2 separate regions of the Homo sapiens genome follow, and region 2 is linked to region 1. Evidence: chromatin loops called from intact Hi-C (ENCODE). Cell type or tissue: CD14-positive monocyte. All regions are shown on one strand. Each heading gives the region's core, and the rest is flanking DNA. Links, peaks and the distances in the headings are about the cores only. Region 1 holds the start of LOC101927949 (a long non-coding RNA gene). Region 2 has its middle 7.1 kb from the start of RPTN.

What was found. Peaks named below come from ENCODE experiments on the same cell type or tissue, not always from the same donor. Only the 100,000 strongest peaks of a DNase experiment are listed, where the experiment ranks them.
Region 2: a loop joins it to region 1, with 5 times the contacts of the local background. A loop is called at or near these places in 5 of 110 quality-filtered maps.

What each region holds. Positions count from the first base shown.
Region 1 is chr1:152,046,267-152,058,449 of GRCh38, reverse strand. It overlaps LOC101927949 (a long non-coding RNA gene), which reads left to right and starts at 8,563. Exons shown (of 4, transcript XR_922147.2): 1 at 8,563-8,634; 2 at 10,016-10,177; 3 at 10,542-10,628; 4 at 10,713-11,161. RefSeq lists enhancers at 5,750-5,799, 5,352-5,908, 8,289-8,850, 10,037-10,356, 9,729-10,928. In CD14-positive monocyte, for the core only: CTCF peaks have their summits at 5,513 and 5,717 (motif pointing left); a DNase peak (open chromatin) is centred at 5,699; H3K27ac peaks cover 912 bases; H3K27me3 peaks cover 1,129 bases.
Region 2 is chr1:152,160,221-152,172,403 of GRCh38, reverse strand. No RefSeq gene overlaps it. Among named protein-coding and RNA genes, the nearest start is that of RPTN, 7.1 kb to the right of the region's middle. RefSeq lists an enhancer at 3,649-4,848. In CD14-positive monocyte, for the core only: no CTCF peak of the experiment used is centred there; DNase peaks (open chromatin) are centred at 6,523, 6,933 and 7,683; H3K4me3 peaks cover 1,281 bases; H3K27ac peaks cover 1,676 bases.

The DNA of each region.
Region 1 (12,183 bases), core at 4,195-6,694:
CAAGAAATAGTTACTAAGCATTAATTTCCCCTTGGTCTTCTTCTAGTCTCAGATTGAAAACTGAGATAAAGCATCATTGTCATGGCCTCTAGAATGAGGCTTATCTTTCACTCATAAAACACATATTTTTATCCGTCCATTCAATAATATTCATATTCACATTTACCTATTGGAGCCCACAAAAAGCAAAAACAAGTCCTGGTTTGTGCTTCTGTGAAAGATACCTCTAAAACAAAATCTCTCCAGTTAAAAGTCAAAGGAGGGACAAAATAGATTGCACAAATGCAAGCAAACAAATACAGCAGAGGTTGCAATATTAAGATCTAACCAATAGAATTCAACATAAAAGCAATAAGTGAATCCATTCTTATTATCAAACAGTACAATCCACCAGAAAGATAAAACTTAAAACTGTCATTCAATCATTCTACAGCTATTTATTGAGCAACTATTATGTGTCAGGCACTATCCTAGGTGTTGAGGATAAGCTACAAACAGGACAAAGCCTTCCCACCATGGAGTTTACAGTTAGGGGGACAGTAATGTGTCAAACATGCCCAACAATCTGGGATCCAAATGAAAAGAAAACCAAGCTAGAAATACAAGGAGAGACTCACAGAAAAACAATAGAAGAGGGGACATATGTCTCCATCTTTAGCAGGAACATAAAATAAGTTCATAGAAAATTTGTTTAAAATTGTCATGAAGAACATGGGCTTTGTGGGCAAACCAACCCAGCTTGGATTTGTGGCTCCATGACACTCCTTTTATGAGGCTGGGCACGAAATCATTTTAAATACTAGTTTCCTCATCTGTAAATGGAAGTGATAAAAATAATATTACCTACTGAGATAATGCATTAAATGCTTCATACAATGCCTACCATACAGAAAGATAACTCTAAATATATGTTAGCTAATATCTTTTTAAATATTTTTATGTAATATATATGAACTCTATTCACTTTAGAAAACACACATATTTTTAAGTAGCATGAAAGATTCTAAAAACTGATCATGACACAATTAAAACTTCAATAAATTCCAAAAAGCATGCCGGGCATGGTGGCACACGCCTGTAATCCCAGCACTTTGGGAGGCTGAGGTGGGCAGATCACTTGAGGCCAGGAGTTTGAGACCAGCCTGGCCAACATAGTAAAACCCCGTCCCTATTAAAAATACAAAAATTAGCCAAGATCACACCACTGAATGCCAGCCTAAGTAGTGGAGCAAGACTTCATCTCAAAAACAAACAACAACAATTTTTTTAATTCCAAAAGCATACATAATGCAAGTAACATGTTTGATAATAATGCAATAAAACTAGAAATTAATAATAGATGAATATATCAAAAATACTTGAAATTTTTAAAACACTCCTAAATAACTCAAGTTTAAAAAGAAAGCAAAACTGCAAAAAAGACTGCATTTTTTAAATAACAATTAAAAGTCACTAAATATTAAAGTCTAGAGCTGCAGCCTTAAACACTTTATTTACTAAACAAGAGGGAGTAAATAAGGAATAAACTAAGTATTCAATTCAATAAGTTAGAAAACTAAGACACAAAACAGACCTAAGAAAAGCAGGAAAATGGAGTATTAGTTAGCTTTTGGAAAGAAGGAAATCTGGCTGGGCTCAGTGGCTCACACCTGTAATCCCAGCAATTTGGGAGGCTGAGGCAGGAGGATCACTTGAGGCCAAGAATCTGAGACCAGCCTGGGCAACATAGGAAGACCCTGTCTCTATATAAATAAATAAGAAAAGAAGGAAATCCTGCCATTTGCAACAACATGGATACAGCTAGAGAACATTACAAATACTGTGTGATTCCACCTATCTGAAGTATCTAAAATAATCAAACTCACAGAGGCAGAGAATAGAATGACGGTTGCCAGGGGCTGGGAAGAGGAAAAAATGAGGAATTATTTTCAATGTGTATGAAGTCTCTGTTATGCAAGATAAGTAAGTTCTACAGATCTAGGTAAAATATAGTACTTATAGTGAACAATATGGTATTGTACACTTTAAAATACATTAAAAGAACATTTCTCATGTTAAGTGTTCTTACCAAAAATAAAACACAAAAGAAAGCAAGGAAATTTTTGGAGGTGATGGATATGTTCAGTGTGGTTGTGGTGATGGTAATCACGGTGTATGCATATGTCCAAACTCATCAAGATGTACACATTAAATATGTGTGTTTTTAATATGCCAATTATACTTCAATAAAATTTGTTTAAAAGAAAAGCAGGAAAAAGAAGATTTTTTTTAAGTAGAAATTCAAGAACTAGAAAACAAGATATTGTGGCCAAGTCGTTAAGGCAATGGACTAAAACACAGAATAGCCATGGAATCGATGAACAAGCCAAAGAACTCAAGACATTTAATAAACAATTGAAATAATTAACAAAGAGGAAAAGACTAGCTAGTTAGATAGATAAGTAGGTAGATATAGATGATAGATAGACAGATAGATAGATAGATACATAGATACATAGATAGATACATAGATAGATGTCTATATATCTACAGATAGACACATAGATACCAAAAACATTTAGCTATAGGTACAGAAGAATAGACTTGTAAAAATTATTCTTAGAAAGATAGAACAAACACAAGGAAAGAAAAAGTCTGGGGGGAAATGGATGATTTTTTTAGAAAAATTAATTCAAAAGAAGTATAATCATAACCAATTTTAAAAAATTGTCAAATAACTACCCTCTTACCCTTTAAGCAAGACAGTTTCACAGGTGAATGTTTTCAAACATCCACGGAACAAATCATTCCTACACTATTTAAACCACATCAAAGAATACAAATGTCAAGAAAGATTTACAGTTTTTTCCAAAGGTAGCACAGCCCTAACATCAAAATTCCAAAGCTCCCCAAAACTATAGATCAGTCCTACATATAAAGATAGATGAAAACCCCTGAACAAAATACCCAAGAGCAGTTTTTCTTTTCACTTGGATTCCATGAGCAAACACTCCATGCTACCACATATGGTTCATTTCAGAAAACCCCAGTTCTCTAAAAGAAACCCATTCATGCAACTCATTCTGAACTTAGCAGAGGAGAAAGCCTGTGCAATTATCTCTATGGAGACATGGAATTTTAAAAACACGTTATATGTTTTAATTTAAAATTATGAAAGCACCAGGTGTGGCAGCTCACACCTCTAATCCTAACACTTTGCGAGGCCAAAGCAAGCAGATGGCTTGAGCCCAGGAGTTTGAGAACAACCTGGGCAACATGGTGGAAATCTGTCTCTACAAAAAGTACAAAATTTAGCTGGGCATGCTGGCACGAACCTGTGGTTCTAGCTACTCAGGAGGCTGAGGTGGGAAGATTACCTGAGCCTGGGAAGGTCGAGGCTGCAGTGAGCCATGGTCGCACCACTGCACTCTAGCCTGGGCAACAGAGTGAGACCCTGTCTCAAAAATAAATAAATAAAATTATGAAAAGAGAACTCTACCTAAAATCAACAATGGTAAAACATAGCACTAATTTTAAAATTAAGAAATTTCCTTCATTCCACAAATATTTATGCAGCACCTACCATGTGGCAGACAATGGCAGGGCACAGGATACACAATGATGAAAGAAACAGCTTTGCAGCTCACAGACTAGTGAGGATTGCCATTAAGATTATAAACTATAAGAGTTATGCAGGAAAAGAGTGGGCACTATAAAACAGAAAAACAAGGAGAACAAAATTCAGACTGGAAAAGGGGATAAGAGAAAGCCTGTCTGAGGATGTAATATAAGAACAAGGATATGCTCCGTATCCACAGGATTTTTCACTAATGCTGAAAGAACAGAAAAGAAATAAATTAGGTACACAAATTAGAAAGGAAGAGGCAAAATGGTCATTGTTTAAGACACCAGTATTTCTACCTAGGGCATCTAAGAGAATTGACTGAAAAGGTATGAGATCCACAAAGTTTAGTAACAGGTAGTTATAGAACAAACTTCCCTCAGAAAAGTAACTTTCTTATATATCCATAAAAACCTAATAACTAATATCAGGGAAAGATTCTGCTTATCACAATAGTAACAACAACAATATAATATGCCCTTAGGAGTAATTAATGTGAAATGTGCCTCTGATATAAAACTGGTTTGAAGAACATAAAGGAAACCTGATTTATGTTTCCTTGTTCTGTTCACAGAGCCACCTTCTTCTTTGATGGGAGAATTCACCATCATAAGGATATCAGTTATCCCCTTATTGGTCTATACCTTGAACAGGAACTGTATAGAAATGAAGTGTTTGGAACTGTATAAAAATGATTCTAAAATTTATCAGGAAGACTACATAGGCAAGAGTAGTCGGGACAATTTGGGGAAAGGTGTCAATAAAAGGGCTCATCCTATTGTATATTAAAAGTATCCTAAGCTAAAGTCATTAACATACTGTGATACCGGTGGTAATAGGAACGAGAGGAAAAGTCAGTGGAACAATTAAAAGGCCAGAAACATATCCAAGTCCAGCTGTGAGAATTTAGTATTTAATGAAGGAAATATTTCCAAATCTGGAGGCTCACTCTTTGCAGAAGCTTGGCTGGAAAAGAAGCGGGAGACCCCACACAGCTAAACAGAGTCAGGGTAGGGGGAAGGCTGGCGGGCTGGCTTAGGGCTATTTGGTGAGAAGAATGCAATACAGAGCAGAAAGCGGAAGATGCAGGAAACCAAGAGGATCATTGACGAATGAAGAATGAGGAGCTAGGTGGGAGGGCGTGGGGTCCAAGGCCCCGGGGAGGAGCAGGTCCCCTCTGCAGTGGGAGAGGGAGTGCAGATGGCGAAGGTGCGGACAAGGTTGGATAAATGTGCTGCGCAGGGGCAGGGAAGAGCTGGAGGAGTCGGCGCCTAACAGCTGTCTTCCCTGTGGTAGAGCAAACAAGGCCATCTGCCGAGAGACGGAGCAGTGAGGAACATGCTGAATCCTGAGGAGAAAAACACCCGAGTCGCCCTGAGACTTGAAACCACACTGGATGGCAGCTTTATTCCCCCCTCACCCAGCCCTCTCATGCCTCCATCTGAGGACAAGCCCAGCTTCAGACTTTTTAAGTCTCCTCCAAGTTACATGTGTGACAACGGAGTAAAATATATCAACCTGCATTGAACAGAACCCAAGAATAAGAATCTATTCTATGTCCGTCATTGCAATAATCTTCTGTAGAAGCTGAGGGAATGACATTAAACCTCAACTCGTTGAAGGAGTTTCTGGGGGTTTGGGGTTGGTTTAGTTTGGTTTTTGAAACAGGGTCTTGCTCTGTCGCCCAGGCTGGAGAGTAGTGGTGCTCTCTAGGCTCACTGCAGCCTCCACCAGGGCTCAAGGAATTCTCACACCTCAGCCTCCCGAGTAGCTGGGACCACTGTCACCCACCACCACCCCTGGCCAGGAGTTTCTAAAACACAAGATCACTTCAGGTGCGATCTTGTTCTCTCCTGTATTGCAGGAGAGTTGCAAGCATTCGTTCCGTAGATATCGTTACTCTAGCTAATGTATCCTAACTTCTGTCCCTGTCCGTGCTATGCAAACCTTTTCCCAGATGCTCCACGAAATCTGTCTTCACCAGGCCCAGCCAGCTCACCTGCCATGTAAGTAGCCACTCAATTCCTCATTAGTAGCCATCCGGAAAGAACCCGGTGTTGAAGATGTGCGGCCCTCAGAACTTCTTTTTCATGGCTTGTGCGCCACCTGGTGGTGACTGACTGCAATGTCTCATGTAGACCCCGCATTAGGCAACAGGGAGTGGAGAAGAAACCTCACTTCACCGCCCTGGCCTGGACTGATGGTGAGGGGAAAACACAAGGTCTTGGAATTTCTTTATTTTTTTTTTAATTGAGGCAGGATCTCACTGCGTTGGCCAGGCTGGTCTTGAGTTCCTAGGCTCAGGCGATCCTCTTGCCTTGGCCTCCTAAAGTGTTGGGATTACAGACATGAGCCACCACACCTAGCCGCTTCTTGGAATTTCAAATAGACAGGAGATTCTGTCATTCTCATGTTCATCTGTAACTTAGATTTTAAGGCAAAGAATGCTGCACAATCCCCGAACTCAGTTCCTTTGGGGATACAGGGTGGTGTTCCTACTGCATTGTTAGATTGTAAAATTGTAAGAGGCATCATCAATTAAAAAGAAGCAGTTGAGGGCAGGGGGTGACTATTACGTTAAATGAACACTTCAATTTTAAGACACGCCTGGATTTCAGAAATGGTAAAACATATGAATAAATGGGTATTAGAATATGGCTTTCATCTGTGAAATCTGGATAGGAGTGCAGTGTCTGCTACATGTTTATTTCAGCATCAATGATTCTATATTATAGCTAGCTTTGGTGAGCAACTATTTCAAAAATCGCTACCCAGAGGAGTCCTGCCAGCCATCCTGCTGAAAAAAAAAACAGAAAGACCAAGAGAGAAACTGTAAGAATAGGCTGGGCGTGGTGCCTCACACTTGTAATCCCAACACTTTGAGAGGCTGAAGTGGGAGAATCACTTGAGCCCAGGAATTCAAGACCAGCTTGGGCAACATAGTAAGATCTCATCTCTACAAATAATAATAATAATAAATTAGCCAGGCATGGTGGTGCACACCTGTAGTCTCAGCTACTCAGGAAGTGGTGGAATCGCTTGAGTCCAGGAGGTCAAGTTTGCAGTGAGCCATTATCGTGCCGCTGCACTTCAGGCTGAGAAACAAAGCGAGACCCCCATCTCAAAAAAGCTGTAAAAATAATTTGACCTTCCATTAATGGAGTTGTGCAGAGCCGACAGTTGGCAGTTCATTTGCTAGCGACCAAGATTGTAGACTGAGAATGGGCTACCAACTCCAGCCTTTGCTGAGCGGGAACCCACGAGCCAAGAATGAATGCCCCTCCCCACCCCTCCCCTGCCACAGGCACAGGCTCAGGCGTGTGCTTAAGAAAGGAGGAAATGTTACTATAATAACAAACTGTCTCTTCTTACAGAGTAGGACTGCCCAGAAAAATGTCTTGACATGAGTTCAGGGTGGAGGGTGACACCCAGAGGACTCACACAAGCAGTGAAAGATGACTGATAAACTGCTAGTCATGGGAAGAGAGGAATCTGGGTTGCTGGACAGGGGAGGAAAAAAAATAAGGAGGAGTCCACAGGTGGTGGAAGGCTGTGTGAGGTGTGATGTGACCCTGCCCAAGACTCCCAAGTCTTTAACACACACACATACATACATATTTGCATGGTTTTTTTTTGGTGGGAATCTAAGAGAAGAGGCTTAATTACCCATGTCAAGCAGGCAGATAGACCTCACTGGAAGGAGACAGCCGTGAGAATGTGAACCCTGGGGACCCACTGAGATCACCCAGAAGGACTTGGAACTTCTATTGGCATGGATTTAGTGTGGGGATGATTCACATTAATTTATTTACTCTTGAGAGCCAGAGAATCTCTGGATCACACATGGGTGATATATAGCATGGGCTTTTGCAAACTCTCATCCCCCTTTGACTTGACACCTTTAAGCCAAAACTGACCTGCCCATGGATCAAGCACTCAACAGCACTGCTGATACTAATTGACAGATATGGCTGGGACCTTCCTCCCTGCTTTCATCCTATTCCAGTTCCTCCTGTCTGTTGGCCCTCAGTTTGATCTCCTTGTTCCAAACACATTTCTGCCTCTTTGATCTGGTGTGGTATTTTCCCCAGCTCTGACTCCAGTAGTCCCCTATACCAACTGAAGCTCAACCCTCTGATCCATTCTCTAAAGGCCTAGTGTAGCTAAAACCACCTTACCCTGAGGGGGCTCTAACTCCCAAAGCCCCCATGAAGTGGAGCAGGGAGTTGTGACCCTATAAAGTACTATTCTATCAGTCATACCAAAGAGCCTCACCATGGGCTCTGGTGACCACCTCCCTCATAATCCCCTGTTGGTTAGTGAGAATTATTAACATGCAGACTCTTGACCTCCTGAATCAGAGTCTCTGAGTGTGGTGTCCAGGGACCTGAACTGTTAACAAGCTCCCAAGGTGAGACTTGTGCACACTAAAGTTTGACAACCACTACCCTAAACAAGCATGATATTTTTTAATGTTGACACTTGCACAGTGAGGTACGGGATGCTCTTGGTCAATTTAACACTCTGATAAAATAGATTCCAATTACACCATGAAACCATTAAAAATGACAAGACAGAAGAATATTTAATGACATAAAAAGGTATTTATAACAAATAGTTATGTTAAAATAATCAAGTCTTATCCCACTTTAGAGTAAAATCTGAATGTTTATATGCACATAGAATGCAAGTCAGGAAGAACGTAGCTGGAAAATTAACCTGCATAATAAAATTGTCGGTGCTTTATTTTTTTTTTCTATCTACATTTTCTACATTTTTGCAACATGTACACAAGTACATGTGCATATTGTAATGTCCACGGGAGCGAGACTTTGTTTTACCGCTGTTGTTGTTATTGTTTTCCGTTTACTGCAGCACTTTATTTTTCCTTATATTACAACGTGTTGCTGAGGCTTCATGATCTCACATAACAGTAAAAACCAAAATCTGTTCTCATGTTTAGTTGTGCAACAGGAAGAACTGCATCACAGAATATTTTGCAAGAACCTGAATCATCCCATTTGGCTAAAAAGGTATGATATTATTCTTCATCTCTTATAATGTTTATGCACTAAAATTTGCTTGATAACAGTTTATAAGTGGACTAATGCTAAAGACAGGTGTGTGTAACAGGGTGATTAGAAAAAAATAGATAACACAGACATAAAAGCATTCACTGGATCGGCCATTTTAATTAATATTTGTAAATCCACAAATGAAATATTTCGCAATTATGGAACAAAGAAGGTGGTCATCATCTCTTTAACAAAATTATAAGCCATCAAAGTTTTTTAAAGTATTGCATTTGAACAACGCAGATGCAAGAAGAAACAGAAGCAATGCTGAACTAGAACCTATTACAGGTGTATTTGAAATCTGGAGTCAGCTATTTACAAAATGGATATGTGCCAGGTTCATGCATGACAGTTGATGAGCAGTTAACTGCATCAAAATACACACACACACACACACACACACAAAATAAGCAAATATGTGTGTAGCTTCAAATCTAGGAAAATATGGAGTAAAAATTTGGGTTTGCTATATCTAAATTCTTATTATTTCTTTTTTTATTTTCTTTCTTTGGTTTTTTTTTTTTTTTTTTTTTTTTTGAGATGGAGTCTTGCTCTGTCTTCCAGGCTGGAATGCAGTGGCGTGACCTCAGCACACTGCAACCTCCACCTTCTAAGTTCAAGCGATTCTCCTGCCTCTGCCTCCTGAGTAGCTGGGATTACAGACGTGTACCACCATGCCTACCTAATTTTTGTATTTTTAGTAGAGCTGGGATTTCACCATGTTGGCCAGGCTGGTCTTGAACTCCTGACCTCAAGTGATATACCCACTTCAGCATCCCAAATTTCTGGGATTACAGGCGTGAGCCACCACACCCAGCCTATTATTTCTAATACAGTTTTTTTTTTGTTTTTTTTTTTACTATTCTTACTTCTACAAGTTATTTACAAGATGAATCAAAAGATAGATGATAGATAAATAGACAGATACAGATAGATAATTAAAAGCGTCCATTGGACCTAAATGGTAAAAGGTGATTATTTTTCCTGGTATTCTGAGGGTTAAGGCCTCACATGATTCCTGTAACTCTACAAGTTACTTATTAGTTGAGTAAACCTGAAAGAGATTAAGAATTCGGTGGCCTTTGTGAGGCACTGCCCCACCCTGCCCACCAGGCTCTGCCGCTCCATGGCAACTCCAGCCAGCTCCTCCCTCCCCCTGCCACCAGCTGGTGAAGTCACCAGAACTGCCACCCTCGGGCATTGTGGGGCAATGAAGGTGGGTGGAGGGAATGAGGCACCACAACAGTATTTCCCTCTAGCAGCTCCTGGGACTGGGTTTTCTGGCATTTCTATCTCCCCCAAATATCTGTAACAGGCGGTGTTCATATCTCTAAATCAGAGTTCTGGCTGCTGAGGTAGCAGGACTGAGACCGGGGCTGGACCCTGACTGAGACCCAGGAGCCAGCAGCCTCTAGCCACTCCAGTCACAGGCACAGCCCAGGGACCCACCGCCACGCCCTCCTGCAAGATAAAGGAAGCAGCAACTCAGACATCAGGGTGGGTGAGTCACTTCCTGGGCCGTGGCTCAGGGCCTCCACTCTGCTCCAGGCCTAAAACGCCCTTTCTGCTCAGATCACAAAAACCACTCGTTTCCTGTCCACAGCTAGATTTCTTTACTGGCCAGCCTGGCTTGGAGGGAGGTGCAGAGCAGCCAGTCTTAGAGAGGGTACGTCAGGACTCCTCCCTACTCCCACACAGGCGACCAGATCCCGAGGCTGCAGGCAGAGTGTGCCTTTCTGCTGCCCAGCGCCCCCACAGGCCCAGCAGCACACACTGTGATCTTCAACCTGCTTTATTTGTTTCAAGTTTGCCGTTTAAAAGGCAACTTGCTCTAGAAGGGCATTTGCTTTCCTCTCTTCCTCTAGACACACCCACCAAAACACAAGGAGAGGCCCTGAAAAGTAACTGGAAAGTCACAGACCGTTCTGGCAAGTGGAGTTGATGAGAAACAGGTAATTCCTGCTCGTGGGGCTGACTGGTTTTCTGCTTTGGCTCCCAATCAAGAGGTGACTAAACACAGAGGGGAATTTTACCAGGCCCCAGAGACTCGGATTGGAGCGAGAGAGTTCCATGGGCTCAGCTGGGAAATGAGGCACAAGGAGCCAGCCCCAGAACAGAGACCCCTCCAAAGCCAACAGCTCCAGAACCGCCTCTTGCCACAACATTCAATGCCCTGGCTTTGATGTTTTGTGTCTCTTGCTGACTCACAAACTTGGGAGGTAACTGGCTTTCCCTATCAAAAATTACTAACCCTTGAGGGGCAATTTCGCGATAGCTGTCAACATTTTCAATGTTCATAATCTGGACACCATTGATTCTGCCTACTTTCAGGGGTTTTTCCTCAGATATGCCCAGACATACACAGGATTTCTGGATCATTGATTAGGGAAAAAATGATGCCATCTAATTGTCTTTCATCAAGAACCCACTATTTGGCTGGGTGCAGTGGCTCACACCTGTAATCCCAGCACTTTAAGAGGCTGAGGCGGGCGGATCACTTGAGCTCAGGAATTTGAGACCAGCCTGGACAACATGGGGAAACCCTGTCTCTACTAAAAATACAAAAAATTAGCCAGGTATTGTGGCACACACCTATGGTCTCAGCTACTCGTAGGCTGAGATGGGAGGATCACTTGAGCCTAGGAGGCAGAGGTTGCAGTGACCCGAGATCGTGCCACTGCACTCCAGCCTAGGTGAGAGAGTGAGACCCCACCTCAAAAAAAAAAAAAACCTACTATTAGATATTTGATATTCCACCTGTATTATAGAATACTATGTAGTCGTTAAGAAGGTAGAGGCTGAGCACAGTGGCTCCCGCCTGTAATCCCAGCACTTTGGGAGGCTGAGGCGGACGGATCACAAGGCCAGGAGATCGAGACCATCCTGGCCAACGTGGTGAAACTCTGTCTCTATTAAAAATACAAAGAAAATAAGCTGGGCGTGGTGACACACGCCTGTAGTCCAAGCTACTCAGCAGTCTGAGGCAGGAGAATCGCTTGAACCCGGGAAGTGGAGGTTGCAGTGAGCTGAGATCATGCCACTACACTCCAGCGCGATACTCCAGAGCGATACTCCGTCTCAAAAAAAAAAAAAGGAAGAAGAAGAAAGTAGAAAGATATGCACTGGTATACAGATCACTAAGTGAAAACAAAGCAAGTGGCAGATGAGTGTATACAGTGTGACTCCATACTGTGTACATACTCAAACAAAACAACAGTCTTTTAACAACAGAGACACTTTCTGAGAAATTTTGTCATTGTGGAAACATCATAGAAACCTAAATAGTATAGCCTACTACACGCCCAGGCTATATAGTATAGTCTGTGGCTCCTAGGCTCCAAAGCTGTGCAGCATGTGACTGTACTGAATACTGTAGGCAATTATAACACAATGGTAGGTATTTGTGTATCTAAACATAGAAAGGTACAGTAAAAATATGGTATAAAAGATTAAAAATGCTATACCTGGCATCACATGGCATCAGCTGGACTAGCTCCCCTGAGGCTG
Region 2 (12,183 bases), core at 5,594-8,093, 110 kb before region 1:
TAGAGAGCCTGGGCCAGGGAAGGAAATGAGACTCAGGAGCACACAGTTAAACATAAATAACCCAGCTGCCCAGGACCAAGGAGGCCTCTGGTTGAAGCCAGAGAGAAAACTTCGCCTCCTTCAGGCCATTATCAAATGTCACCTTCTCAGAGGGGCCTTCGCTGGTCACCTGCCCAGTTACAAATCACAACCTGTCCCTGCCCCCCATTCCACCCACCATCCAGCACTTCCTGTCCCCTTCCCTGTATCTTTCTCACCATAGCACTTGGCACTGACATACACACGTTACTTCTTTGTTTATTGTATGTATCCCCAGCCTAGAATGTAAAAGCTGTATGAGGGCAGGATTTCACTGCTGCAAACTCCATCTCTAGAAGAGTGTCTGATACATAGTCGGTTATCAATAAACATTTGTTAAATGAAGAAACCATAGAATGCATGAACCTTTCTAACCCAAGGTCTATGGTAGTCCTCTAAACTTTTCAAATGTAAACACTTCTGCCAGGGTTTCTTCCCTGTGTCTCCCACTTGTGAAGACCCAGGGGAAATACCAATCCCTTATTCTCCACTCGGTCTCTTTCCAACCCTCCATCCCTCCTCTTTGCTCTTAACAACCTCTGTTCTTTGCCCTCTCACTTCTCTCTCTCATTATGTTGGTTCATAGAAACATCCAAAATGGCCAATTTGACACCAGCCCCATGTGTCTTCAGACAAGAGCCTGCCTCTAACTGAGGCCCCAGGAGCAGAATGCAAGAAAGCTAACGAAACCCCCAAGGCTAAATGGCTAGAAAGGTACCCAGATGTTCCAGAAATCTATGAACAGATTCTTACTTTCCACAAGGCACCACTTCTTGGATCGAGGAATTCCCCTAAACTATGCCCTGTTGTGTAAAATAAAACTTCCTTCCCTTTGTCTTAATCTTACCTTTTTCAAGCCTTAAAAAGATGGGACTTCCTTATTCTAGTATTTTAGGTAATTGTGATTATAACTATATTCATATAATACAGGCCTTTCTTGATCTTATAGTCTTCCACTTAACCTTTTCTCTGCTGTCATCCTCTCTAAATGAAGAGACTTGCTTTTACCACTCAATCCTATCAACAAACATTTACCCACCATGCCAGGCACTGTCCTAGGCACTGAGGCTACAAGGTGCTTACTTTCTAGTGGGGGAGAGAGATAATAAATGAACAAATATGTACTAATTCAAGTGACGGTAATAAGTGCCAAGAAGAAAAATAAAGCAGAGTAGTAGAATGGAGAATTAGTGGGAAAAGTTTGCTATTTACAGGATGGCCAGAAATTTTTCTGATAAGGTGACACTTGAGTAAATACTTGAATTAAATGAGGAATTAAATCATGTGACTGAGGGAACAGTATTTCTGTGGAAACAGCAACTACAGAGGCCTTGAAGTAGGAGATTCTTTGTCATCACCTTCTAGTTAACTTTTTCTAATATTTCAAAATTACTTCTTACTTATGGGTTTTGGAGGCCAAAACTGCACTCAGTATTTAAGAAGCCAGTCCACTAAAGACTTTTTATAATGATGATGATAAAAAATAATCATAGTTTACATTCATTGAGGGCTTACTATGTGCCAGTCACTGTATAAGCTCATCCAGCTCATAAGCACCAGAGCCAGCATTCAAACCCAGGCAGTCTGGCTCTAGAGCCAAGTTAGCTAAGAGTATTTCTGTTTCATTTTCTGTACACAGTTCAGTGGCATCCATCATTTGGTTCTCCTTTTTAAGTTATTCACCCGAAGGCATTTCCCAGAGCATGCTGTACGTTAGGAGCTGAGCTGTGAGCTGGGCAAACAAAGATGAATAAACCATCAATGGAGCCCTTAGGAAGGCCACAGCTCTGCATGGAGGACAGGCAAGCCAGGAGAGCAGCACAGAGGATGAGTGCTGCACAGGAGGTGGCAACACAGTGCCGGTAGACACAGCCAAGAGGTTAGCAGACAGATGGACACACTAAGGCACGTGCTCAACAGGCAGTACAGTAATTCCTGGGCCCCCCTTTCCTGGGTCAGAGCCCACTGTTCCATATGGATAATTTGGGTGGGTTTCAGTAAAAATAATAATCATGCTAAGACATCTACGAACAGAAAAATAATATTGAAAGCAGCTAACCTGTCCTGAGTGCCTACTATGTGCCAGCAGAGTTCTCAGCCCCTTGTTTTCATGAAAACTCCATGCTGTGACAGAGATAAGAGGCCCTATAAAGGCCAGCGTCTTGTATGTTCACAATCTAAAGATGGATGCTTACTGAGTAATAGGAAGAGAAAAGGTGGATATCAGGTCTGTTGAGATAAGCCTAGAACAAAAGTACTGGCCTAATATTATGGGCAAGAATTCCTACATTCTGGGAAGACTGAGGTAGAGAGACACTAACATGAGACCAAGATCCTATAATAAAATCAAGCAAAAGCTGGTTTTTCAAAGGAAGGACTCTGCATGAAGCTGAAGCTGCTGATCTAGTATCAGAGACTGGGCCACCCATACAAGGAGGCACAAGGACTACTTACTGGTGAAAATGTAAGAGTGTAACAAGTGAGCGACTGGATTACAGCTGAATCAGCATATACAGATTGCAGCGCAGGTTAACATCTACTTTAGTATACAGTGTTAAGTATGCAAGTGTTGCAGTGTCTGCAACACTTCTGTCAGCCTCCCTTCTCACTTTTTCTCCCCTATCCTCCCCTAAGCCCTGAAACGTGCCATCCTCCCCTTCCCTCTTCTCCTGGGACAGGAAAGTGCTGCTGATTCTGATGCTTCACAAAGGTAATGATTTATTCATTCTCTGCCTCAGAATGAGTCCTTCAAGTTTGATGGCAGTTTGCAGAACCAGGAATGGAAACCAGTTCTTCTGACCCCAGATTCAACTTCTCTTCCTGACAGTGCAGTTTCATGTGCTTCACACTACATTCCTCACTAAATATATTATTTCGCACTTGCCAACAATTACAATTCATATCATTTTCCTGCCCATTCTGGACTAAAGAGAGATGTTCACCCAAAATCACCACTGAACAAATAATGGAAATGATCTTCCCCTGCTTCCCTGTCTTTCTCCCACCCCATTCATAGTCATTCCCTTGTGGAAATTTCCCACCTCCTGTTCTGCAAGATGCATTGCTCTCCAAGAAGCATTTGATGAGAGCCTTACCCATGATGCTAGGTGGCCACGGGAATGTATTATGAAAGGCCAGGTTATGGCAAAGATGAGAGTGTAGCTTTAAACAAATTCTATAAAATGTTATACTCTCTGTAGTCCACATCCTCAAGACTTAAATTAACAGCACAAATCTTATTAGCCTCACAAAGTTCCTTCATTGTTTCTCAAATAGCATAGTTCAGGGAGCATCTCACCAGTGTGGGTGGCCAATGCATTAAATCATAAGAGCAATTAATCTCTGTTCATAAAGTACTTGAGCTCCTGACACATCCTATAAATGTAGGCCTAAATAAACTCAGGAGTGTGCCCAAGGAGGTCAAGATCTCTGATGCTCAATGAGTTTCCAGAAAGGAGATAACAGCCAGGCTACCTTGGAAGGGAAGGAGAGCAACACACTGAATGCATAACCCCCCATGCCAGGTACTAGGCTAGGCACTCACATATTCGAGCTCATTTAATTTCTTCAACAATCCTGAGAAGAACTGCTATTCCCTTGCAGATCTGCCTGACCTCAGAGTCATGTTCTCTCTGCCTTGGACTGGATCCATAAATGTGACAAGAGGAAAACATAGAACATAGAGTCCTGGGACAAGTATACATGTCATATGCTTGTGTTAGAAAGTCTGAATTCTGACTATAGTTTTGCTATTAACTTGTGTGACCCTGCATGACCTTGCAAAAATCACACTGTCTCTCCTGAGACAACTTTTTGCTTTTCAAAGGCAGGAAAGCTCTGGATACTTGAAACAGTACTGTGGAGCCTGAGAGGTTTGAGATGACAGGGAACCTCCCTGTACTCACCTTCAGCAGCCCAACTCCTCGTGGCACAGAGATGGGGCATGAACACCCTGCAGAGGGGACTCCCAGCCTCTTCTCTTGCATACAGCAGGTGCAGCCCAGGTAACATGTCGCAACAAAATCCTTCCTGGGCCTCTCCCTTTGCTTCCACTTTTTCTCCCCTATCCTCCCCTAAGCCCTGAACCATGCCATCCTCCCATCCCCTCTTCTCTTGGGACAGGAAGATGCTGCTAAGTCTGATGCTGCAGAAAGCTGATGATTTCTTTTCTGCAGGGTGACTGGGGCCATGTGGAGCATTTGTGACCACAATAAAGAGATTGAAGATTAAAGGAGGATGATTAGGCAGAATTCCCATGGCAAAGTGGTGTGGTAATTTAGCCAAGTCATGGCTCAGGCATGCAGAAGGGTGTGAAGCCACTGTGGTGTAAGCATCAGGGGCAAGAGCAGCAGAAGAGAGAGCACTTGTCTGGGCTAGTCCCACTGTGTGAGAAGAATTGATGATGATGAAATTTTGTTCTTACTCCAACGTGGCTGCAGCTCTGCCATAAGCTCTTCCCAGAATCCTTTTGACTGTTAACAGTTCTATCTTCCTCACTAAGCATTCGTCAGGAAGATAAATGAATAAGTGAATCAATGAACTAGGCAACCAGTGGAGAAAACTCTTACTTGATTTCCAACCCCTCGATCATATCTTCTTGTTTCTTGACTACACCAAGATTTTGCTAGGTGGACATGACAAGTAGGTGTATTATGCAAGCATCAACTGCCCCCACTTATGGGACCAGGCAATAAACCACAGAGGACTGGGGACAGCACCCCTCCCCAGTCCCAGATAATCTCCACCAAAGCCCTTACACCATCCCCTAGTAGCCTCTACTACTCTCGCTGTGCTTTACTGGCAAAGACCTCAGAAGGATTACTTTCCTTACTCAATCCCTCATGAAAGCTCCCTGGCATTACCTGATTTTCTCTCCCTGCTCTCTCTGCCTGCTTTCTCATCCCTGCCAGATGCCTGGATCTGGCATCCTACTATGCCTGACAGCTAAGGGAATAAGACACAGGCATGAGCTTCTTGGGGACAGTGGGCCATCTGCTCCTCTGGGGAGTCTTTGAATTGACACCTACAAAGAATGGACTGGGCACTGACCTACCTGGGTCAGAAGCAGGGCAAGATGATCTTTAGAAGCCCTGATGAATCTGCTTCTGACCAATCACTGCTTTCAACTTGCCTGCTGCTCCCGGTACACATGACCACATTCAGCTTCCCTGCTGGTGACAGCTGGGGCTCTTGGGCTGTGCCTCAAGTCCCACCTCTCAGTTTGGCCTGGAAACTTTAGCATCCAGATATTTCTGGAGAAACTAAAGCAGTTCCTCTGTTATTTCTGCATGTAAACTCTTCAAGATACCAGCAGCCATCTCCCAAACCTCCTGAAATTATCACAGCCCACCACTGGTTCATCTACCAACACCATCTTCCTGCCCCATACTCTGTAAGGCTCTAGAATTTTCACACATTATTCTTTTTTATTTCCAAGAGCCAACAAGTTGCAAATAAGTTCTAAATCCCAAAAGAATACTGCTCAGGGGGCATGGACTTGTGGAGGTGAAACATCATCCAGTTCAGTCACCTACTGGGGTCCCAGCACTATGGCAGGGCTCATGGGAGAATCAGAAGGAGAAATCAAGGACTCTTCCCTCAGAGAATTCGTCATCTAATTCAGAGGCAAGAATTATACATAGGCAACAACAGAGAGTGCTAAAGAGCCACAAGAAATAAAAGCCTAGTTATATGTTTTAGAATCTCAGTCTACCACAGGCATTGGAGCTAGAGAGAGCCAGTCAGTCTCACATTTAAAGAACACCTACCTTGAGGACGACAAAGAGAGCTTATAGGAGACAGAGAGAGAAAGGAGGAGAAATCTTTCCTTCATAGTGAGGAAGAAAAATGTGGTCTGGAGGCAGGGAACATAAGGCCGATTCCCACTTCAGCTATGAGAGGAAATATTCTCTCCATAGTGCATACACCAAGTAAATGACTTTGTAACTTTACTTCATCCTCTTCATTTACATAGGGTGTACCCCAAGTAGAGGTTATTAAACTCCCAAAAAATCTGTAACAGGGCCCTTGAGCCCCTATGTTCAGGCCCGCTCCACACTATGGAGTGTTCTTTCATTTTCAATAAATCCCTTTGTTCCTTCCTTGCTTTGTTTGTGCATTTTGTCCAATTCTTTGTTCAAGATGACAAGAACCTGGACACCCTCCACTGTTAACAATAGAGCTCAAGTCCAGTGAGATGGACAGGCAGAGACCCAGCCATCTATAAGAATACAAAATAGAGCATTATAAACACCATGAAATGACTGCAGAGGATGCAGGAAGAAAGAGGAGAGTCTGACTAGGAAGACTCAGAAGTGTTTTCATAGAAAAGGTAAGTATTTAGATGTGTTTACATGGCTAGAATTTAGATAGAAGATAGGGAGAGTAGGATCCAGGAAGAAGAAGCCAAGTGAATAAAAACAGAAACAGGAAGTGGAGGGTTGACTTAGAGAACATCAAGAAGTCCAGTGTGGTTGGAAAGAAGAATACATCACTGAAAAAAATCTGCTTGCCATGGAAGGCCTTGAATAGCATGTTAAAGTTTTGGGGCTTGATTCTTATGGAAAATTATAACCCTTTATTCTTAAAGGACACGATAACCCTTCTTGAGAAGAGAGAATTCCTCTGAGAATAGTGTGGAAAATAAATTAGAAAGGAAGATTAGAGGCAGGAAGATCTATTGATACTTACACAAAAGTCCAAGCAAATAGTAACCAGGACCTCTCCTGAGAGATGGCAGGAATAAAGATGACGAGGGGAGAGAGAAATGAAACAAGTTTTTACAGAATCTCAGAGCACGAGAGACCTCTGGAGACAAAGACTTTCAGAGGCGGAAGTCATCCAGTTCATCCAGCTGTGACTTCAAACCTCTTCCTCATTTTATAGATAAGGGGGGAAATAAAGTCACAATGTGGAAGTGTCTTTCCCAAGTTCACTTGAAAGTGAATTCAGGGCCCTGGAGAGAAGCCAGGGCTTCCAAGTCTCAATTCAAGGGATCTCTGGTGCACCAGGGTGAGGAAAGGCCAGGAAGGGCTACAAAGAAAATCAGCAGGAGACCTGACTGTTCTTGAAAGGGGAACAGGCAAATGCCTGAACATTGGCTTCCACATACCATCATCCCTAAATTCACCTCTTCCCTTCCTGATGGAATTGACCAGGGGAGGGGTGGCAGTGAGAGAACTGAAAACACTGATGGCACCCCAAAGGAATTGCTAAGAATCCCTAAAATACAATGGGAACATCACAGATTACAAAGCTATTTACCTATCTTCCCTACCCCATTTCCTCCACTCCCACTTTACCTCAAGACATATGCATTCCTTTAGTCAACAAACCTTTATCAGGTGCCTACTACTGTGGGTTTTCTGGCAGCTGCTGGATCATAAGGTTGTGCAAGACCTTTGGGAGATTCAGAGCCACAGTTCAACTCCACAGCCCTTGCCTCTGCCCAGCTGTGTCTTGGCCAGGCAGGTTTAGCCTGTTGGTATCCTCAAGTCAAGGCTTTTAAACCAACCACCCTGCTCCAGAAATTTCTTTTAAAAAAACTCAAAACAGTTTGGCAGTTCCTCAAAAAGTTAAACACGGAGTTACCATGTGACCCAACTCCACCCCTAGGTGCATGGCCTAGTTGCAGAGGACTAAAAACATACATCCGCACAAAAAGTTGTCCATGAATGTTCACAGCAGCATTATTCAAATAGCCAAAAGGAGGAAACAGCCCAAATGGCCACCAATGGATGAATGGATAAGCAAAATGTGACACATTGTCTATTCTTATAATGGACTATTATTCAGACTTAAAGGAAAAGAAGTGCTAAAACCTGCTTCAACATATATGAACCTTAAAAATATTATGTTATGTGAAATAAGCTAGTCCAAAAAAAGGCCACATATTATATGATTTCATTTGCATGAAATATCCAGAATAGGTAAATCCATAGAGACAGAAAACAGATTAGTGGCTGCCAGGGGCTGGAAGAGGGCAGAATGGCAGATTACTGCTAATGGGGACAGAATTTCTTACAGGGGGATCTTGGCAATGGCTGAACAATACTAGATAACATTGAATCGTACACTTTAAATGGGTGAATTGCATGGTATGTGAATTATATCTCAATAAAGCTCTTTAACAAAAAGTAAAAGAAGAAACTCAGAAACCTGACCTGAATGATCCAAATTCTGCCATGGTCAGCCACTTTGAAGATCTCAGATTTGGTCTGTAGCCTTATTAACCATGTGCTAGGAATTACCTAAAATTCCATGGGCTGTGTTAGCAGTGATTTCTGACATTTTCTAGTTCCTTTTATCGTGGGGAAGATAGGGCCTGTGATGTTGGGGAGAGGAGCAATGCTGGCTCTTGTATCCAAAAACAAAAGCCTACAGTAGAAGAAAAGGCTGGGCTGCAAGCTGGGGAGGGGGAGCACAGCTCCACGCTGAAACCTGTGCACTCAATCCCCAGGAAACCTAGGCTTCCTTCCTTCAGCTCAGAACACATTTTCTGACGGAGTAAAAATATCGCTGATATCAGCGTCACCTTCAGAAACCACTGACTCCCACAGATGTTATTAAAAGCGAAATGGCCTATAATTAACAGGGCAGTAATTCACCTACAAGAAAAGATTTTTAAATGGGAACTTATTTGTGCAGTTGATAATAAATTACCTTTCAATATCAAGAGATCTCAAAGAGTTTTATGTCTATTAATTAGTTGTGCTCCTCTCCAGGGGAAGGTGTTCATTTGCCCCATCTGCAGTTTATCCACCTGCTTAATGCCAAAGGGCTAATCAAGAAAAAAGTGCCTGCCCCAGCGTTACACAGGGGTCTTCCCTTATAATAAAATAGCCATCCTCTGGATCCTGTAGGATTCATCTCAATAGAAACCCAACATCTCAAAAGAAGGAAAAAGGAAGTCTGAGAGTTTCATGATAATTATCCTTAATGATTTGGCCAAAATATGACAAGGAGACTCCCTGAAAACTCTATTAGCTCAAAACAGTACCTGTCACACCCACTAGGCACATCTGCATCCTAAGAGAAATGGACAGCAAAGGCTTACAGTAGGATCAAGAACTGCAGGGAATGTGCAACAAGTGGAACTTCTTCAGTCTCATGTCAAACCAGTGCCCAGAGCTGTCAATTGTAAAGAGAGAAGGGTATTTTTTTTCTCCGTGGGTTTTGTTTCTGTAAATAGAAGCATCTGTCTTATCTCCCCAAATAGATTACAAAGTCCTTTAGTGTTGAAATCATCTAAGTTCTGGAGAAGCATAAGAAAATAATAAATATTTGACTGGTTAAGGGTCAGGAGATTCTCATTTCAAGGTCAGATTCCTTCACAGTATGTCATAAGGAAGTTACCCTGGTCTTACTCACTTCAGTCTATGTGGAAAGTTATTTCTCTCATTGGGGAGGGAGTAATCACCAGTCCTGTTCCAAAAGAGGCAACATAACATAGGGATTGCAAACAAGGGCTTTGGAATCAGGAAGACATGGGTTCAAGCCTCAGCTCAGCCAGTTGCAAGTTGTGTGACCTTGAGCAAGTTATTTATCCTTTTCTGAGCCCCAGTATCTTTGTTTGAAAAATGAAGACAATATTCTCTGCCTCATGGAGTTTTTGTGGGAATTAAACAAGATAATAAGTTTATAGATTTGGAATATTAGACCTTTGTCAGGTGCATAAGATGCAGCTGGAGGCCATTATCCTAGCAAATCAGTACAGGAGCAGAAAACCAAATACCACATATTCTCACATATAAGTGGGAGCTAAACATTGGGTACTCTGGAACATAATGATGACAACAATAGACACTGGGGACTACTAGAAGGGGGAAGAAGGGGAGAAACGATTGAAAAACTATTGGGTGCTATGCTCACTATCTGGGCAATGGGATTATTCATATCCCAAAGCTCAATGACAAGCAGTATACCCATGTAATAAACCTTCACATATACCCATGGAATATGAAATAAAAATTGAAATTATTTTTAAGGAGATAATATATATAAAATGCTTAATGCAGAGCCTAGCACACAATAAGATTTCAATAAATTGTAGCTTAAAAACATCTTGCCTTTGAGACCAAAGGTCACACTACAACATGACTGCATTTAAGCTGCAAAACACACTGAAAAATAATTTTTTAAAATAGTGTAGGTCCTCATGAAATTTATAAATGTTAATGAAGAAACAGGATACCCATAATTGACTTCTCCATTTTCCACAGAGAAAGACTGAGAAGCACAAATTCTGAGGCCTTTATCGAATATCTGAATAGAGCAATGTTTAAATATTACCTCTAAAGCCACTGTTAACCTTAAGATTGGCATGACAGAATCTCAGAATGCCAACACCAAAATAAAGCTCCAACCCTCTCCTTTTACAGATAAAGAAACAAAGGTCACATTTCATGATTCCTTCAAAGGTGTTTTATTTCAATCCCAGTGGCATTGAAAGTTCTTTAAGGACAAAGACTACATTTTATCTCAGTGCCCACAAAAGGGCGCCCTCTGTATGGTCACAAATACTAATTGATTAACTGATTGGCTGATCAACATAGTTCTCTGCCTATTCTATCGGAGTGTATTAAGTGTTAAATGAATGCACACATAGCGGATCCTACTCTTAAGAACATAATCTTTCTCTCACTGCAACATCAAACAAACAGAACTGCCTGTCTAACCAAAAGAAACAGTTGCTAGAGAGCCATGGAACACGCCAAGAGAAAGGGGACACAGCATTGTTGTTCTGTTTCCTGATGGCTATTGTCTTCAACCCCTGCCCATCCCACCCCTACTCCTCTTATTTGCCTCTGGGGACAACCAAATCTTCTCTAGGTCTTTTATTCTAACAGGTGAGAAGAGACATAACTGAAGAGCACTAAGTAGAGATGCAAAAGTATAAGGAGAACCTTAATGTGACCCAGCCCTCAGAATTTATGAATAGACTTAAGAAAGTCCTGACTTGTGCTGGGAGACCCCAAACAGCCAAGGATGCAAGCTGGAGGGATGATAACAAGACTACAAAAGGCAGAGACCCTGGGAAATGCCAATAGAAGCACTAGATCTTAGACCCAGCAGTCCCCCTTCAGAAGTTACATTTCTTCAGTGTACCATAGTTCTACTAGTTATCTAGACTTAAAGACTTGGAATCTCACCTAATGTTCCCACTTTCCCTGCCCCTCTTCTAATCTGTCCCCAGACCTCATCCCTTTATCCCTGCTATTATCCATCTACCTTCCTATAGTTTTGAACTACTGCGTCCAGGTCGAAGTCCTTGTCACTTCTCACCCATGCCATATAATAGACTCCTAACTGGTCTCACTGCCCAGTACTCCTCTGTCCAATTTATCTTGTACACCACAGTTTAGGGTGACCAACTCGGTCCAGATTGCCCAGAATTATCCCACTGAAAGTCTCATGTCCTGGGAAACTCCTTAGTGCCAGACAAACTGAGACATCTGACCAACTACAACAGAGCCATTAGATTCTTCCTCTAAATAATGCTTTGATTATGTCACTTTTCCTAGCCAAAACCCTACTTCTGCTTTCTCATTAAAATAAACCCTAAAGTAGGCCCCAAATCTGCCTCAGAGAATGTCTCAGAAAGCATATCGGTCTGGAGTGAGGAAACAAGTAAACCAGGCCTGGCTTTAGTCATAGCCCGTGAAACCCTTGGCAAATACAGTCAATCTAGCTGAACCTCAGTTTCCTCATCTGTAAAATTAAGAGGCTAGATTTCCCTTTCAGTTCCAAAATTTTCTAAGTCTACTCTTTTAAATCCCTCTGCTCTTTTAAATCCCTCTGCTCAACACAGACTTACCAGCTCACTCGAATCCAAACTCTCACCTTAGTACCTTTGATTCTTCCCTTCTCCCCACTCAGAAGTTCTTTGCTTTCTTCTCTGCCCACCTGAATCCTTTCAGGAACAACATGAAGCTCACCTCCTAAGGGACGTCCAGGCCCAGCCATGAGGACTCCACATGCGCCTAGGTTTCTAATACTCAGCACTTAGCATGTCCTATCCCTGGAGTTCAAAATATTTTTCTATGTGAAGCTTCTTTATTCCAACTAAACTAAAATCTTTCTGCACTGTTGTGATTCCCTTGTAGA